2 separate regions of the Homo sapiens genome follow, and region 2 is linked to region 1. A link is a loop called in an ENCODE intact Hi-C map of the cell type or tissue named here. Cell type or tissue: thyroid gland. All regions are shown on one strand. Each heading gives the region's core, and the rest is flanking DNA. Links, peaks and the distances in the headings are about the cores only. Region 1 has its middle 15 kb from the start of SELPLG. Region 2 overlaps ISCU (iron-sulfur cluster assembly enzyme).

The links. A loop is a pair of places that touch in the nucleus more often than their neighbours do. Peaks named below come from ENCODE experiments on the same cell type or tissue, not always from the same donor. Only the 100,000 strongest peaks of a DNase experiment are listed, where the experiment ranks them.
Region 2: it touches region 1 in a loop (9-fold over the local background); 107 of 110 quality-filtered maps call a loop at or near these places.

Annotation. Positions count from the first base shown.
Region 1 is chr12:108,615,983-108,621,357 of GRCh38, forward strand. No RefSeq gene overlaps it. Among named protein-coding and RNA genes, the nearest start is that of SELPLG, 15 kb to the right of the region's middle. RefSeq lists enhancers at 1,310-1,769, 2,350-2,399. In thyroid gland, for the core only: a CTCF peak has its summit at 2,313 (motif pointing left); DNase peaks (open chromatin) are centred at 2,299 and 3,149; H3K27ac peaks cover 701 bases.
Region 2 is chr12:108,568,430-108,573,804 of GRCh38, forward strand. ISCU (iron-sulfur cluster assembly enzyme) reads left to right here. Exons shown (of 5, transcript NM_213595.4): 5 at 402-939. The coding sequence ends at 487. Among named protein-coding and RNA genes, the nearest start is that of ISCU, 8.5 kb to the left of the region's middle. RefSeq lists an enhancer at 507-656. In thyroid gland, for the core only: a CTCF peak has its summit at 2,507; a DNase peak (open chromatin) is centred at 3,242; H3K27ac peaks cover 545 bases.

The DNA of each region.
Region 1 (5,375 bases), core at 288-5,287:
ACGTCTAACTTTATAAGAAACTGCCCAACTGGTTTCCAAAGTGGCTGTATCATTTTGCATTCCCACCAGCAACATGTGAGTGTTCTAGCTTCTCCACATCCTCACCAGCACTGGGTGTTGTCAGTCTTTCTAATTCTAGTCCTGCTGGAGGGTGTGAAGTGGCATCTGACTGTGGCTTTAATTTGCATTTCCCTGATGGCTAATGACCTCAAGCATCTTTTGCAACAGCTTTCCTGGAACCTCCACCTGGAGGTTGAGCAGGCCCTGAGACCCAACTTGGCTGAACCCCAGCTCAGGACACTCCTCTTACCACCAGCCCTGCAACCTCCTTCCATGGCTTTCCCAGCCACCCCGTGGCACCCTCATCAGGATAGCTGCCCAAGTCAGAAACCTGAGATTTCAACCTCCTTTTTCCTCACTTCCAACCCATCAGCAACTCCTACCCTTTTCTTCCCAATTACCTCTCGATTCCACAACTTCTTTGCACCCTGCTCTAGTCCAGGTTCTCCTCATCCTCACACAGCCTCTTCCTCCTCCATGCGGCCACCCTGGCTCCTTCCAGCTGCCCCCACCTTGTCTGCTCCCCTAGTGCAAACTCCTGTGCCCATGATGCTCCCACTGCCTGGAACTTTCTTCCCTCTATCCCTTCCCTCCCAAGTCAATAACTCTGTGTCCTTCAAGTTTCAACCATGATTTTCCTGACCCATGCCCCCCAGCTCTGGCCCCATTGCTCCCAGCATCTCTCCTCTGGGCTCAGGGCCCAGCCATAATCTGACATAATCTGATCTTTTCCTGGGTGATTATTTGATCAATCTGTCCCCCTCTAGACCATGAGCCCCAAAGGGGTCTCGAACTCCTGGCCTCAAGTTATCCGCCCACCTTGGCCTTCCACAGTTCTGGGATTACAGGCCTGTCCTACTCACATGGCATCCCAGGGCCTCTCACAGTGCCTGGCACATTCCATAGTAATCGGTGGCTTGGTTGAGTGGCAAAGAGGGATGGGATCTGGGGAAAGAATTTGGGGAGCCCCTGCCAGATCAGCTGCTGGATGAACCACCCCCAGGGTGGCAGCCCCAGCCTGTAAGAGACAAGGGACCTGGAACAAACTGAGCCCATCATCCCCCGCCCCCCATTTCCTGTCTACCCTCCTTCCTTCCCTGCTGGCAGAGCTGAAGTCAGCACAGTGTGGTTTCCTAACCGTGCAACCGGCTGGAGCAAGTGGTTCAGCTTTCTGAACCTCGGTTTCCCTGGCAAGAAAATGGAACAATCATTGCACCCACATTATGAGGTTGAGTCCTAAATGAGATAATGCAGACAAACTGTTTGACAAGGCACTAGGTATGCAGTAAGTGCTCAGTAAAGGCCAGCTGCTTGCCCCCGGCCATCCCTCTTAGTCCTAGGCCCCAGCTCTGCTGTGTTGTGTTCTCTGCAATGAGAGGGCTGCGCTGTACTCGGTTACCCTCCCAAGGAACAGCGCCTTCCCTCAGCAGCCAGGAGCCACAGAGGGTGACTAATGGGGGACTTCCAGGCCCCAGGGCAGGTCAGCAGGGCTGAGGTTTTGGGGCGTGGGATTCCCCCAGAACCCCGCTGTGATCTCAAGGACAGCGTGACACAGTGGTAAGATCCTGGCTTTCAGGTCTGGGTTCCAATCTCAGATCCTCTTCATGACCTGGGGCAGGTGACTTCACCTAGCTCTCATCCTCAGTTTCATCTTCTGTAAAATGGGGAGAATACTAGAACCGTCTGTGAGAGCTGTTTGAGGGGATTCACGGGGATATTGCAGCTGTGTGTGTGTTCAGGATGTGTTTGCTGAATGGATGAGTGGGGTGATTCAGGCTGGTGGTCCTCAAGGGCATGGGAGGCCCAGGCAGGAGGGGAGGGCACAGGGGTGTGCAGGAGCCAGACTATATCTGCCCGTGAGAGCTAATCAACAAAATTTTCAGAATTTTGTGTCAGTTGTTTAATAAATTAAATTCTATTATATTAAAAGCCAAGGTCATCAGTACTCAAAACTCACCAATTCCTAATAATTGTACTACATTATCCGATGATCGATGCCCTTGTTACTAACACCTATTGTATCATCAACTATATAATGGTTGGTAGCTCAAAATCGGCTGTGGGAGTATTTACATGGAAGACATTGGCAAATGCTACAAATCAGGACTTTTTCCCATTGGAAGCCAGTTGTTAAACACTTAACAGCACGCCACTGGCTTTGGGGCTCCTTCCTGGCTAAATGATCTCCAAGTCTGGCCCAAGGGAAACGCAGGCTTCCACCTGCTCTAAGAGCTGGCGGCGGGCGCCCCCTGGTGGCCGCTTCAAGCACCCGGCTTCGCCCACCCTGAATGAAATCCCACACCTTGGAGAGAGAGAAAACTGTAAAGGGAAGGTGGCCCTCTTCCAACGCAAATGGAAATCTGTGGTTACACAGCATCCTCAGGAGCTGTCAGGAAATAGGGGAAAGCTCCCAGGAAGACGAGGTGACAAGATCCCTGGGGAACAACTCAGAGGTCCTTCAGCCTGAGTCCACAGCCCCCTGCTGTGGAGCCTTCAGCTCCCCTTCTCTGATTTTTCTGATCCCTCCCAAAGGGGAGGTAGACTCAGTCTCTCCTGACCCATCAGCCTGCCGACCCCGGGTGTTAACTGACCCAGCCCATGGCAGACACTCCCACCTTCTTCCATCAGCACCCCCAGGACACTTTGAACACACCTGCCTGTGTGTATCAGATTTGATCCTTCCAGAAGTTCAGGGGAGGAGACAGACACTGCATTTCCAATATGTGTGGGCCCTCTCCCCACTCCTCCCCGATGCTGTCCCATGGCCTTTCCCCCTGACGGCTCTTTCCTACCTTTCCCTTGTCTCTTTCCTCCAACCCCTCTCTCCCAAGCCACAGCCAACCCCTGCCAGACTCAACCTTCTCTGTGAACTCCCCTTTTCCGGGATAAACCATTGGGGGCAAGGAAAGAAGTCCTTCACTTCCAAAGAGGCCATTGAAGGTATTTTTTTTCTTTTTCCTTTTCTTTTCTTTTCTTTTTTTTTTTTTTTTTTTTTGAGACAGCTTTTCACTGCTGTTGCCAAGGCTGGAGTGCAATGGCATGACCTTGGCTCACTGCAACTTCTACCTCCCAGGCTCAAGTGATTCTCCCACTTCAGCCTCCTGAGTAGCTGGGACTACAGGCGCACATCACTGCACCTGGCTAATTTTTGTATTTTTTGTAGAGACGGGGTTTCACCATGTTGCCCAGGCTGATCTCAAATTCCTGAGCTCAAGCCGTCCTCCTGCCTCGGTCTCCCAAAGTGCTGGGATTACAGGCGTGAACCACCACACCCAGCCGGAGGTATTTTTCAAGAAGAAAAATAAAGACTATCCCCTGAGATGACTTTTATTCCTCTCCTAGAAGGTAGAACAGAGTCTGTTTAAGCGGCAGCTTCTTTCTCTCTCTATGGAAATGACTGGAAGGTATTTGGGAGCAGAAGAGCAAGAACTCTCCAAATCCTGGTTTTCTAATCTGACTGAAACTGCCTTTGCAAAAATTATAACTGAGGAAATGATGACAGTGGAAGAGACCAGACCGAACAGACTCCATCTTGCTTCTAGCCTTTAAGCTGTCCTTGTTCATTCCTTCCCCAAAGTTAGGCTGAACTAACTTTGGGAAATAATTCAGTTCGTGTTTTGACTCTGAAACAAAATTAATAATATCCCTTCCCCCCGAAAAGACCCCCTTCTTGCCTGGGGACCGATCTGCCTTTGCAGGACTAACAAATTAGCTACAAGATTCGAAATTATGGTTTAGGGGTCATGCAGCCTCTGGCTCCAAGAGTCTAAGCCTCCCCAAATTGCTCCTGTGGATAACATCAGTATTGTAAAACCTCAGAGCACTACGTGAGATATTTTGCAGACCCCGCACTGGATGGATCAGTTGACACCACCTAGGCTGGTATTCTGGCTCAACCAGTTCTGCCATCGCAGCCGGGAACAGAAGACATGAAGAAAACCTCACTGCAACCCCCTATGACTGTATCTCCAACCTGACCAATCAGCACTCCCAACTTCCCAAGTCCTTACCCGCCAAATTGTCGTTAAAAACTCTGATCCCCGTCTCCTGTACAGCCTGCTCTGCATGAATTACTCTGTCTCCCTTGCAATTCCCCTGTCTTGATAAATCGGCTCTGTCTAGGCAGCAGGCAAGGTGGATCCACTGGGCGGTGACCTGACCCCCACAAGGTAGTGTGAGTTTTGAATGGGATAATGCAAGTGTTGCTTAAATAGCAGGGCCAACCTGGTTTACTGGGGCTGAGTTTCACGGAATATGGGACTTTCAGTGCTAAAATCAAGAAAGTTCCGGGCAAACTGGGACGACTGGTCACCCTATGCTTAAAATCAGGCGTCAGCAAACTGACGGAGCTGAAATGAGCCTGCCGCCCGTTTGTAAATAAAGTTTTATTAGAACACAACCATGCGCATTCATTTATGGACATATTGTCAGTGGCTGCTTTTGTACTACAAGGACAGAGTTGAGTTGTTGCAACAGAGGCTATGGTGTTGCAACAGTTAAGGCCTACAGTATTCACTGTTTGGTCCTTTAAGAAAAAGTTTGGCAGCTTGAACTTTTCCACCATTTGACAGCAAATCAGTGCTTCTGTGAGTTGTACAAAAGGTTGCAGGCTGCATCTAGGATCACCAATAAGCTACTGGCTGTTAATGAGAGACAGGGCCTGAGTGAAAAGGAGAGGTCAGGGTGAGCTTCTGGAGAGTGGGAAAGATTCTGTGCTTGGCCAAGCTTTAATCAGTCAGGCCCCTGAGTCCTCTCCTAGGCCCATCTGTGCACTTCCTTTTAAAATCCAGTTCTGGGCCGGGCGTGGTGGCTCACACCTGTAATCCCAGCACTTTGGGAGGCCAAGGCGGGAGAATCACCTGAGGTCGGGAGTTCAAGACCAGCCTGACCAACATAGAGAAACACCATCTCTACTAAAAATACAAAATTAGCTGGGCGTGGTGGCGCATGCCTGTAATCCCAGCTACTCAGGAGGCTGAGGCAGGAGAATCACTTGAACTCAGGAGGCGGAGGTTGCAGTGAGCCAGATCGCGCCATTGCACTCCAGCCTGGGCAACAAGAGCAAAACTCCATCTCAAAATAAATAAATAAATAAAATCCAGTTCTAACAAGAACTCTGCTAAGTCAGCTTAGCAACAACCCTCCCCCCACCACTCCATATCTGATCACCTCCCATATCTGATCACCTCCTATATCTGATCACGTTCCTCATCTGCCACCATCCCCCCGGTGATGTCTGAGCACCCTGGCCTGCCTCCAGTATGAATCCTGTTAGGTCAGTGTAGAAAATGACCGAGAACCCATCCCCAGCAGTC
Region 2 (5,375 bases), core at 1-5,000, 48 kb before region 1:
ATTTTGTCCAAAGCTAGACTTTGATGGGAGCAGGCAAGAAGTAACATTTCCTGTGTCCCTACTATGTGTCAGACATCTTCTGTAAGTCCCCACACTATCCTGGCAAGAAAAGCATGATTATCCCAGTTCTATAGAAGAGAAAGTAGGGTCAAAGAGGCTAAGGAACTAGCCTGGGATCACAGATTTTTAACCCTAGTCTGTCTCCAGGATCACCCGCAGGAGTAACTCAGCTCAGGAAGCAGCTGCTGACGTGCCCAGCAACTCCTCACCCCAGCTTTCTGGCTTGGTTACTCCATTAGTCCCCACCAGCACCACTTCCTCCCAGCTCTTAAAGATTCTATTCCCAAGTCCATTTCTTTCACATCTAGAAACTTAGGCTTCTTTCCTTCCGTTACTTCCAGTGCTGGCTGAAGATGCAATCAAGGCCGCCCTGGCTGATTACAAATTGAAACAAGAACCCAAAAAAGGAGAGGCAGAGAAGAAATGAGCCCTCCCTCGGCGAAGCCTCCAGCAGGCCACACCAGCTGTTTCCCACCTGCTGTGCAGTCACCTTAGATGTTCAGAAGCCGCTTCCTCTCCACTGAAGAGCTATGAGATACGCACAATACTTGCTGTTCACGTTATGACTCTCATGCAAGCAAAATACACAGTTTCATTGTTCTGAATCCTGTGGTTTCTTTCAGCCCACTTTTATCGCCTTAACCTAGTTAATGTATATTTTGAATTGTGTGTATGACCTCAGAACTGAAATTGATAATGAAGTTGCAAGTTTTGATAGCCCGTGAAGTGCATAAGTATCTAATTTTACCTGAATTGATTTGGGGGGAAATTACCAGTAGAATGCCTTGGTCTGAATATTTGATAGAACCAATTGTTGTACATAAAACAGATTGCGCATATATATATATGTATAAAAAATAATAAAATAATGGAAGATGATGGTGTTCTCTAGTAAGCCTTGTCTCTTGGGCCCATCATTCACCCTGAAGTGGTGCCCAAAGCCCCTTGGGGTTCCCAGAGGTTGGACCGCAGTGACATACACAGCTCTCCAAGCAAACAAAGACAAATATACGTAATATTTTTTGGAACAAGGATGAAAGGAGATGATTATCGCTTGTCATTGTTCTTTGTGTGATAGTAGTTGAAAGCTCAAAGTAAGTCTTGAAGATTCTTTCTGTAATTTCACTGGTTGCTCAAATCTAAAAAGCATTAGCTTGGCACCCTAAAGCGGTAGACCAGATACATGAAGAGCACCTCGGGAATGAGTTTAAAATGCGGATTTCTAGGCCCAAGTTTCTGACTTCTGTCTGGGCAGGTAATTCCAGAGCCCCTGACTTTTAAGAACCTCTTGGGTTTTTTGTGGTCGTAGATGAGCCAAACTTTAGGGAAGAAACTTCTGAATGCTGTGTTCTGCATAGATGTAGTATCTTAAGTGGTTCATTCTGAACTATCTGTACCTGCATAGTACACCTAAGGTTGTTTAAAAAACATTCATCCAGCCGGGCGCAGTGGCTCACACCTGTAATCCCAGCACTTTGGGAGGCCAAGGCGGGTGGATCACGAGGTCAAGAGTTCAAGACCAGCCTGGCCAAGGTAGTGAAACCCCATCTCTACTAAAATTACAAAAATTAGCCAGGCATGGCGGCACGCACCTGTAATCCCAGCTGCTCGGGAGGCTGAGGCAGGAGAATCACTTGACCTGGGAAGTGGAGGTAGCAGTGAGCCAAGATCACACCAGTGCACTCCAGCCTGGGAGACAGAGCAAGACTCCGTCTCAAAGCCAAACAAACAAACATTCATCCCTGGCTTGGGCATAAGTCTAAGCACGGGCCCTCCTACCCTGATGTCTCCCTATTTTTAGCTACCCATAGTCATGCAAATCTCAATAAAGGATGCCCTATCTTCTAGTGAAAATGGGTTATTGAAATATTGACTGCCATAGTCTCAAATGTTCAGCTTCAAAAGTAAGATGTGTTTGTTTTTTCTGGTGGTGGTTTTTTTGTTCAGGTATAGGCTGGCTGCCTCTTAAATATACCTCCCTTGTTTTTTTTGTTGTTTTTTGTTTTTTTGTTTTAATGCTCTGGGTTCTGGTGGAGGGCACAGAACTTCAAAGACTGTTCCTTCTGTAGTCTGTGAAGGCAGCCACAGACCAGGGCCTTTATAGGAATCTCAAATTAGAACCCTGGGTAGAACCATGTAAAATTGTCCTGTGTGGCATGTTCTGCAATTTAATTCACAGTCCCTCTAGACTGAGCTTGTCTCTCCCTTCTTTATTACATGTGGCACCACCACAATTCCCCACCACTTTTCTTTGTGATTTTTTTAATTTAAATGAGACATTTCTGTCCCAGTGAACATCCTCAGAGTTGAACATCAGGAGGAGCTTATAAACAAAGCAATATTCCCAGAAGAGCCCAAGTCTCTAAACGTGGTTGTACTGCTAAAACAAATGGATATTTTTTAAATTCACATTAAAGACACTCTTTCCCCAAACAAATCTAGTTTGAGCCACATGAGGGCATCATGTGCCCTTCAGTGAACTCAAGTCTAGGGGTTTTTGCAGCCTCCAAATAGGTCTTAGCATCTCTAAATAAACCTGTCCATGGAAAACCTCCACAGATAAGTTAAAATGGTCTGTCAAGCACCTGTGCTCTGTTCCAGGCCCTTACATCTGTAATCCTGTTAATTCTCATGACAGCTGCCTGCAGTGGGCATTGATTCAAACAAGGACACTGGCTCAAGAAGCCAACTGACCCTCAGGCCAACTGGCTTGATCTGAGTGACCCAAAGCCCATTCTTCTGCCTCACCCCTCCTGGCAGAACACACCAGGGATTCAAACTGCACATCAGAGGCTCACCTGTGCCTTGAACATTCAATGAAGAAGCTGAACCAACACAGGTTGAGCCTGATGCATTCTCTTGGCCAACTGGCTGCCAAGCACCATGGCCCTCACGCCAACCCTGGCTCCCACCAGGAGCCTAATTAAATCCTGATGCCAAGTTAAATCCAATGCTCTGGAGGTGGGGCCTGGGCACTGGCATCACCTGATGGGCTGGGTGGGTTTATGGGCAGATGGATGGATGGGGAAGCAGAGGCTCCGAGAGGTGAAATGACTTGCCTCAAGGCACACAGCTAGGAAGTGGTAGAATTGAGCTCTGGCTGAGGTCTTCTGCCCACCTCCCACCCTCTCCTGAGTGCCACACTACAGCTATGACCACATCTCGGATGTAACCTTTCCTAAGTGTGATTCCTGGACCAGGGCCACCCGGGACCACATCCAAATGCACAGTTCTAGAACCTCACATTAAGCATTGTCTTGTAAAAACTACTTGGCCCTAGGATGAATTTTCTTAAAAAGACAAACAAATGAGGCACACTTCTCGATACTTCAGGCCCTTTGAACTTGAGGCAAGAGTGCAGACCTTGTGTCTATCTTCACGACAGAAGAGAAGACTTCTAGGTCCCACCAAGTTTTGGTGGTGTTAGAGGGCCCCTACAGATGAGTTCCAGCCCCAACCAAAGATGGACGTGGAGCACATCCCCTGCCAATGGCTCTTGGAGGCCTGTCTGCTTGCTTTCCCCACCCCCCGAGATGACATCAGCCAGCCCCTCAAAAGGCCACCTCCCCAGAGAAGATCATCTCCACCCAGGGAGCAAGCAGCAGGGCAGAGTGGAGTGAGCTTGGAGTGTTGAATCAAATGCTGGCTACCGCTGTGTGACCCTGAGCGAAAGGCTCAACCTCCCCAAGCCTCAGTTTATTCATCTGCAAAATGGGAAAGATAATAGTACCTACCTGATCAGGTAGACCTGACGATTAAATGAGATAATACATGGAAAGCACATGGCACACAGAGTTCACTGTTGGCCAGGTACAGTGGCCCATGCCTATAACCCCAGCACTTTAGGAGGCCAAGGCAGGAGGATTGCTTGAGCCCAGCAGTTAGAGACCAGCCTGTGAGGCAGGAGAGGTAGTCAAGGAAGTGACCATGTCCTCGAGATGCAGCATCCGTGATGACTGTACAGTCAACACAATAAGCCTCAGCATTCACATTGTAATTGAGCAAAGCTCAAGCAAAGCTATCTTCAGTAGGGACTTTCCCCTCTAGAGAGTGTGCGCACTTTGATTTAGCTGTCCTCAAACTGACCCTTTGCTCATTAAAAGAGTAAAAAACACACCCCTAGGTGGAGATTTAAGATGCGAATGAGACATGCAATGTATGAACAAGCACGTACAGCTACTGTGCGTGGGCACCGAAAGGACCACCCAGAACATGCTTACTAGTAACACCTCTCTCAACCCCTTATGAATAATGATGTAAAACCCCCACAAAGGGAGTCTCCCAGCAATAATCAATGCTGTCCTTAAGAGCAGCCTGCCCTAAATCCTGTCTCTCTCAGGGTGTCCTGTCCTTTCTGTACCTAACTTTCAAAATGTTCTTTTTCCTCTGCAATAAATTACTCTATGCTGCACCTCCCCTTTGCTGTGTGTCTCTTGTCTATATTCTTTTAAACTAAGAAGGCAAGAACTGAGATCTTGCAACAATTGTCAATACTTGGGCAAGATGGCAAGACCCCATCTCTACAAAAAATAAAAAAACTAGCTGGCTGTGGTGTCGTGCACCTGTCGTGCACACTACAGTATCATGCACCTGTAGTCTCTGCTACTTGGGATACTGAGGTGGGAGGATCCCTTGAGCCCAGGAGTTCAAGGATGCAGTGAGCTGTGATGGCACCACTGTCCTCTAACCTGGGTGAGAGAGTGAGACCCTGTCTCTTAAAAAAAAAAAAAAAAAAAAGAGGAAGGAGAAGAAGAAAGAAAGAAAAAGGAAAAAAAAATAGTTCATTGCTGTTATGGTGGTTCTCATTATTACAGGTAACACTTCAGCCCTGACTACATACTAGGCACTGTTGCTGGGTGTTTTATATAGATCAGCTCATTTGCCTCACAAAAATCCTAAAGTACTATCAATATCCCATTTTACAGATAGAGAAACTAAAAGGTAAAATGATGTGTCAGCAAATGGTAAGATCAAGATTCTAGCTCAGAGCTGTTTGATCTAGAGCCCAAGCCCCTGCATGCTATGACTGTACTTTCTCTACTGCTATTTTCACTATTACTATTTGCATTGGTATTATTACAGGCACACCTCAGAGATGTTGCAGGTTCGGCTCCAGGTCACTGCAATAAAGTAAATGTTGCAATAAAACGAGTCACACAAATTTTCCCAGTGCATATAAAACTTATGTTTACACTAAACTGGAGTCTGTTAAGTGTGCAATAGCATTATATCTAAAAAAAAAAAACCCAATGTGCATACCTTAATATAAACATAGTTTGTTGCTAAAAAAAAATGCTAACAGTCATTGGAGGCTT